2 separate regions of the Homo sapiens genome follow, and region 1 is linked to region 2. A link is an interaction called in ENCODE POLR2A ChIA-PET data of the cell type or tissue named here. Cell type or tissue: B cell. All regions are shown on one strand. Each heading gives the region's core, and the rest is flanking DNA. Links, peaks and the distances in the headings are about the cores only. Region 1 overlaps ZNF331 (zinc finger protein 331). Region 2 overlaps MYADM (myeloid associated differentiation marker).

The links. ChIA-PET counts read pairs that join two places held together with the same protein. Peaks named below come from ENCODE experiments on the same cell type or tissue, not always from the same donor. Only the 100,000 strongest peaks of a DNase experiment are listed, where the experiment ranks them.
Region 1: POLR2A ChIA-PET joins it to region 2 with 11 read pairs; 2 of 35 experiments call an interaction of 5 or more read pairs at or near these places.

What each region holds. Positions count from the first base shown.
Region 1 is chr19:53,552,972-53,555,882 of GRCh38, reverse strand. ZNF331 (zinc finger protein 331) reads right to left here. Exons shown (of 6, transcript NM_001079906.2): 3 at 1-38. Among named protein-coding and RNA genes, the nearest start is that of ZNF331, 16 kb to the right of the region's middle. RefSeq lists enhancers at 1,720-1,919, 1,990-2,039. In B cell, for the core only: no CTCF peak of the experiment used is centred there; DNase peaks (open chromatin) are centred at 1,342 and 2,492; H3K4me3 peaks cover 1,940 bases; H3K27ac peaks cover 2,500 bases.
Region 2 is chr19:53,876,081-53,878,991 of GRCh38, reverse strand. MYADM (myeloid associated differentiation marker) reads right to left here. Exons shown (of 3, transcript NM_138373.5): 3 at 2,557-2,911. Among named protein-coding and RNA genes, the nearest start is that of PRKCG, 4.7 kb to the left of the region's middle. In B cell, for the core only: no CTCF peak of the experiment used is centred there; DNase peaks (open chromatin) are centred at 1,391 and 2,167; H3K27ac peaks cover 702 bases.

The DNA.
Region 1 (2,911 bases), core at 300-2,799, 320 kb after region 2:
CTTCCTCCTCGGGGATGCTTTTTCTGAAGGATGCTGGCCTGGGGAAAACAGAACCAGAAGGGTAACACCTGCCATACCTAATAAAACCAATGAGAAATACGAGGCCCCGAGATGGAGTTTCTGGGAGATTCCTGAAGAGCACGCTGTGGTAACTGAGATGATGAAGCGTGGAGCTGCCCCTCTCCCTGTCTCCCACATCAGGGACGTGTCCCTCTACAGGAGGAATTCTACTCCTGAGGCCACCGTCTCCTGTCACTCAGGCGCCCTGAGTGGAGAGCACTTCTAGCTCTGAAAGCGTCACCTCATGGCTGTTTCTGCCTTCTTGTTGGTGAATTTCCTGGCAGGGCTCAGGCACTCCCGTCCTTCCGCGGCCCTTGTTCTCAGGCAGGTACCGCTTGGTTAGGAGGTGAAGGCAGGGGAAGCAGCAGAGACGCTGGAGCTACAGGTTGTGCTGTCACACACACCTGCGTCACCCAGAAGGCCCGATCATCCATCCCAGCACAGAGAAGCTGGAGCTACAGGTTGTGTTGTCACACACACCTGCGTCACCCAGAAGGCCCGATCACCCATCTCAGCACAGAGACGCTGGAACTACAGGTTGTGCTGTCACACACACCTGCGTCACCCAGAAGGCCCGATCACCCATCCCAGCACACAGAAGCTGGAGCTACAGGTTGTGTTGTCACACACACCTGCGTCACCCAGAAGGCCCGATCACCCATCTCAGCACAGAGACGCTGGAGCTACAGGTTGTGCTGTCACACACACCTGCGTCACCCAGAAGGCCCGACCAACCATCCCAGCACAAGCCTGCACTGATGGCTCAGCCTCACCACAGCACACACTGGCCTGAGACACATCTGCGCCCCTCATACCCACTAACGCCCAGCACGGCCACGCTGCCGGCCCCGCCACTCCACACAGTGCAAAGGCACATCCGTGGGCCACGGAGACCCGTCCTGATCGCCGCCCCCACATATCCCCCAGAGCGCACCTCACAGAACAGAGTCCCGGGGACGCACTGCCGAGGTTCACAGGTGCGGGTTCCGTCGCCCCAAAGCCTCGGGAGCACCCCAGCCCTAGTTATGGGGAGAGCCCGGCTGCGTCACCCCACACCCTCTCCAGCAAGTGCGTCACCGCTAGAAGCTCCGTGCCCGTCTCCCCTTGGAGCCATGGGCGCCAATCTCACCTGCGCGGACTGGCGGAGACACAGCGGTTGCGTCACCGGTGCAGAAGCGCACCGAGCACGGCCCCCATCACCCCCAATGACGCTTGCGTGCACCCGTGTCACAGTTACGGGAGATAGAGCCGCCGCGTCAGCCTCGCACTCCCACGCAAGTGCGTCACACAGTCGGTCCCGCCACCCATGGAGGCCAGCGCGCATGCGCACCCCGGACTCGGGAGGGGCCTCCCGCACCCAGCGGCCGGAGCGCGCAGGCAGCAGCAGAGCCCGACACGCATGTGCGTGCACACAGATCCTGACACGCATGTACACCCAGACCGCGACATGCACGTGTACGCGCACACAGACCCCCAACGCATGCGTGTGGCCAGACCTTGATCCGCATGTGCGACCAGACCCCGACACACATGTGCGCGTGCACAGACGCTGACACATGCACACACTGACACGCGTGCGCGCCCTTCCCACTCCTTCCTTCTTTGGCCTCTCCCGAAGCCACAGGCGCACTCGGCGGTCCCCCTACCCCCATGCTTGGCGCGCACCCCTGGGTTCCTCCTAGGAAGCGAATGCCCTACTCAGGCCCAAACACACAGGGGCTTCGGGAAGGGGTGAGAGGCTTGAGGAGGGCGATGTCTGGGGAAACCAGAGCCCCAAGCCCCGTGTCCCAGCATGCAGCGCCTTAAGTTCCTGGGGGGCCTCTGGGAAACGTAGTCTGGGCCGGTCCCAGGCAGGGGCCTCAGGGCGCGTTCCAGGCAGGCAGCCCCACACTGAGTCCATCTTGCTCCCTGCAGACGCCCGTTCCCGGCTGGGAGAGGGGCTGTGTCACCCCAGCTGGGAGCCCGTCTGGCCTCTGAGTGGGGTGATGCCGGGTGAGCCATGGCTGTCATCAGAAGGGTATCCTCTCCTAGCCCCTCTGGAGCATCACCTGGAATTCTCTGCAGGCCGCCAGCACAGGCTGCCCGAGGTGCTATTCGGTGTCCCTTGCTTGCTGGATTGTAAACAATGTACAGGCAGCAGTTATGCCCAGTTAGTCCCGCTCTCATTCCAAGTACTAATGTCACAGGGTCTACAGGATGTTGCAGGTACTACTTAACCACAGTCTCATTTTGACTCAAAATCCCACTTTTTAGAATTTATCCCAAGGAAATAGCTAGAGTAGTACACACATGTATGCCCAAGATGTTTGGAGATTATCTTGTGTGGGAAAGTTTTTCTTTTAAATTGATACAACCGTAGATTCTTAGGTAGTTGTACACATAATACTGAGAAAGCCTATGTATCTTTCACCTGGTTACACCAATTGGTGATTATAGTATACAGTATAATATCACCGCCAGGACATTCACAATGACATCATCCATTGATGTTATGCAAATTTCAAGACACTAATTTTTTTTTTTTTTTTTTGAGATGGAGTTTCACTCTTGTTGCCTAGGCCAGGATTACAGGCATGAGCCACTGCACCCAGCCAAGACAGTAATTTTTAAAAATGAAAATCTTGCAGAAGATAGAGGAAAATATCACAGTAGAGTACAGAATAAATAAATTAGTCTGTTATATAATGGCATAAAATACATTTACTAATAGTGATACTGATTCATGTAAATTGAAAGACGGTATCATTAATTACTAAGAGAGGAAGGTAGGTTTGAAAGGGTATGTATAATTTGGGAGGAGATATTTTGGTGAAATTAAGAACATAGGCTCTATGTTCTTAATTTCTATAAC
Region 2 (2,911 bases), core at 309-2,808:
AAAAGGAGGCCTTTCCTCATCCAACGACAGTGTGTGCCCCAGCTGGCCTTTCCTTCTCCCCTTCCAGGGGAACCCTTCCCTCCCTTGCGGTATCTCTCCCCAATTGCTTTTGCGGATGTAGATGCAGATAGCGGGTTCTGTGATCATCGAATTTTCTTTAAAACTTTTTTTTAAATAGAGACGAGGTCTTGCTGTGTTGCCCAGGCTGGTCTTGAACTCCTGGGCTTAAGCGATCCTCCCGCCTTGTCCTCCCAGTGTTGGGACTACAGGCGTGAGCCTCCGCGCCGGCTGATCATGGAATATATATATATATATATATATATATATATATATATATATATTTTTTTTTTTTTTTTTTTTTTTTTTTTTTCAGACGGAGTCCCGCTCTGTCTCCCAGGCTGGAGTGCAGTGTGGCGCGATCTCGGCTCACTACAACCTCCGCCTCCCAGGTTCAAGCGATTCTCCTGCCTCAGCCTCATGAGTAGCTGGAACTACAGGTGCCCTCCACCACGCCCGGCTAATTTTTGTATTTTTAGTAAAGACGGGGTTTCACCATGTTGGCCAGGATGGTCTCGATCTCCTAACCTCGTGATCCACCCGCCTCAGCCTCCCAAAGTGCTGGGATTACAGACGTGAGCCACCCGCCGGGCCTGATCTGGGAATTTTGTAGGGCTTATATTTATTTGTGTATTTGTGATTCTCCTGAGGTCCGGGAAATATGTAGGCGGAGGATTACCTAGGTGCCCAGGCAAGAGACTGAAGGCACAAACTGTTTCAGTATAATAAACAAAATAGTTAGAATAAGAATAGTCATAATACAAATTAGATGTAGAGATGATCATGGACAATTATCAATCATTATTATAAACATTATTAATCATTAGCTTTTAATATTACTCTTTGCTGCATTACTAATGTAAGCTAGGAATAACCGGCAGGTATAGGGTCAGGTGCTGAAGGGACATGGTGAGAAGTGACCTAGAAGGCAAGAGGTGAGCCCTCTGTCACGCGCACATCAGGGCCGCTTGAGGGGTCCTTGGTCAAGTGGTAACGCCAGTGTCTGGGAAGGCACCCGTTACTTAGCAGACCACGAAAGGGAGTCTCCTTTCCTTGGAGGAGTCAGGGAACACTCTGCTCCACCAGCTTCTTGTGGAAGGCTGGATATTATCCAGGCCTGCCCGCAGTCATCCCGAGGCCTAAACCCCTCCCTGTGGTGCTGTGCTTCAATGCTTACACTCCTCCTTCACTTTCATTCTCCTCCCATACTCCTGGTTCCTCTTTGAAGTTCATAGTAGATAGCGGTAGAAGAAATAGTGAAAGTCTTAAAGTCTTTGATCTTAGAAGTGCATAGAAGAAAACACTGACGTATGCTGCCTTCTGTCTCTGCTTCGGCTACCTAAGAGGGAAGGGCACCCTGTCCCGTGATCACGTGACTTGCTTCACCTTGTCAATCACTTCGAAGATTCACCCTCTTTACTCTGCCCCCTTGTCTTGTATGCAATAAATATCAGCGAGCCCAGCCGTTATGGGCCACTACCGGTCTCTGCGTCTTGATGATAGTGGTCCCCTGGGCCCAGCTGCTTTCTCTTTATTTTTGTCTTGTGCCTTTATTTATTACAATCTCTCATCTCTGCACATGGGGAGAACACCTGCTAAGCCCCATAGGGTTGGAGCCTACAGAAATGGACAAGATGGCCTTCTGTGGGACAGAGATTGGTTGCAGTAGCTCATTTGATCTTTATGAAGGTCTTCTGTTGACCAGGTATATTCAGAGGCTTAGATTGGAGGGTAAGGAGGGAGCTGATAGTGGGAATGGAGGCGGGATCAGATCATGAAGGCCAGACCCAGGGGCTTTGATAGTGCCTATAGGCAATGGGCTACGGAAGGACTTCAGCAGGGAAGGGCAGGATCAGATCTGCATGATGAAAGAATCCCTCTGGAGCCAGGGTGGGATGGAGGAGAAGGAGGCTGGGGCAATAGCTCAGGTGAAACAAAATGGAACTTGAGCTGGACCAGGAACCTGGAGAAGAGGGCGGTAGAAATGGTATTTAGGGGGAAGAATAGACAGTGTTTGATGAGGGACTGACTTGAGTAGACGGGGGGAAGGTACCACCATGTGCTTGGGTTCTCAGCTCTGAGAGGCTATTACTGAAATGGGGGGACCTGGGAGGACGAGGTGACTGGGGAGGAAAGCTCCTTCACTCAAATTAGGACGTTGTATTTGTGAGGTGCTCAGGGGACAGACTCCAAGGAGGGAGAAGTCTAGTTCATTTCTATCCCACCCAGCCCTCCTGGTTTGAGGAAGTCATTTAGAAGACCTAGATCCAGCTAGTATCTTCTGATGAGGCCAAGGTTGTCTTGGCACCAACCCTATTCTCCCACTAGACCCAAGAATCTGGCCCTTGCCCCTCTCCGAGAGTCCTCCCCCGCTTTTCTTTTTTATTTTTTTGTAGAGACGGGGTTTCACCATGTTGGCCAGGCTGGTCTCAAACTCCTGACCTCAAGTGATCCGCCCGCCGTGCTCGGCCGCCCTCCTCATTAAGAAAGCACAAGTCCTTCTTTTACCTTTATATTGATATTTAAAAGAAAAAGAACATGATGGATACGGGAATGGGGGAAGGGACAACGGTTCTACGATTAACAACAGGAACTGATAGGAACCAGAAGCTCCAGGGATTTAAAAAAAAATAAAATATATATTTATACATTTATATATATATATATATATATCACGTTATGTATGTGAGTCCCAGACAAGCAGGAAGCAGCAGCAAGAAGCAACTAGCACACAGAAACACCCGTGCGTGTGCACTACACATTCAAGCAAAGCCATTCCTCTAGCTAGGACGCAGCAATCCCCACCCTCCCACCTACGGGCAAAAGAGAACAGCTGAAAACAAACTTCCCTCTT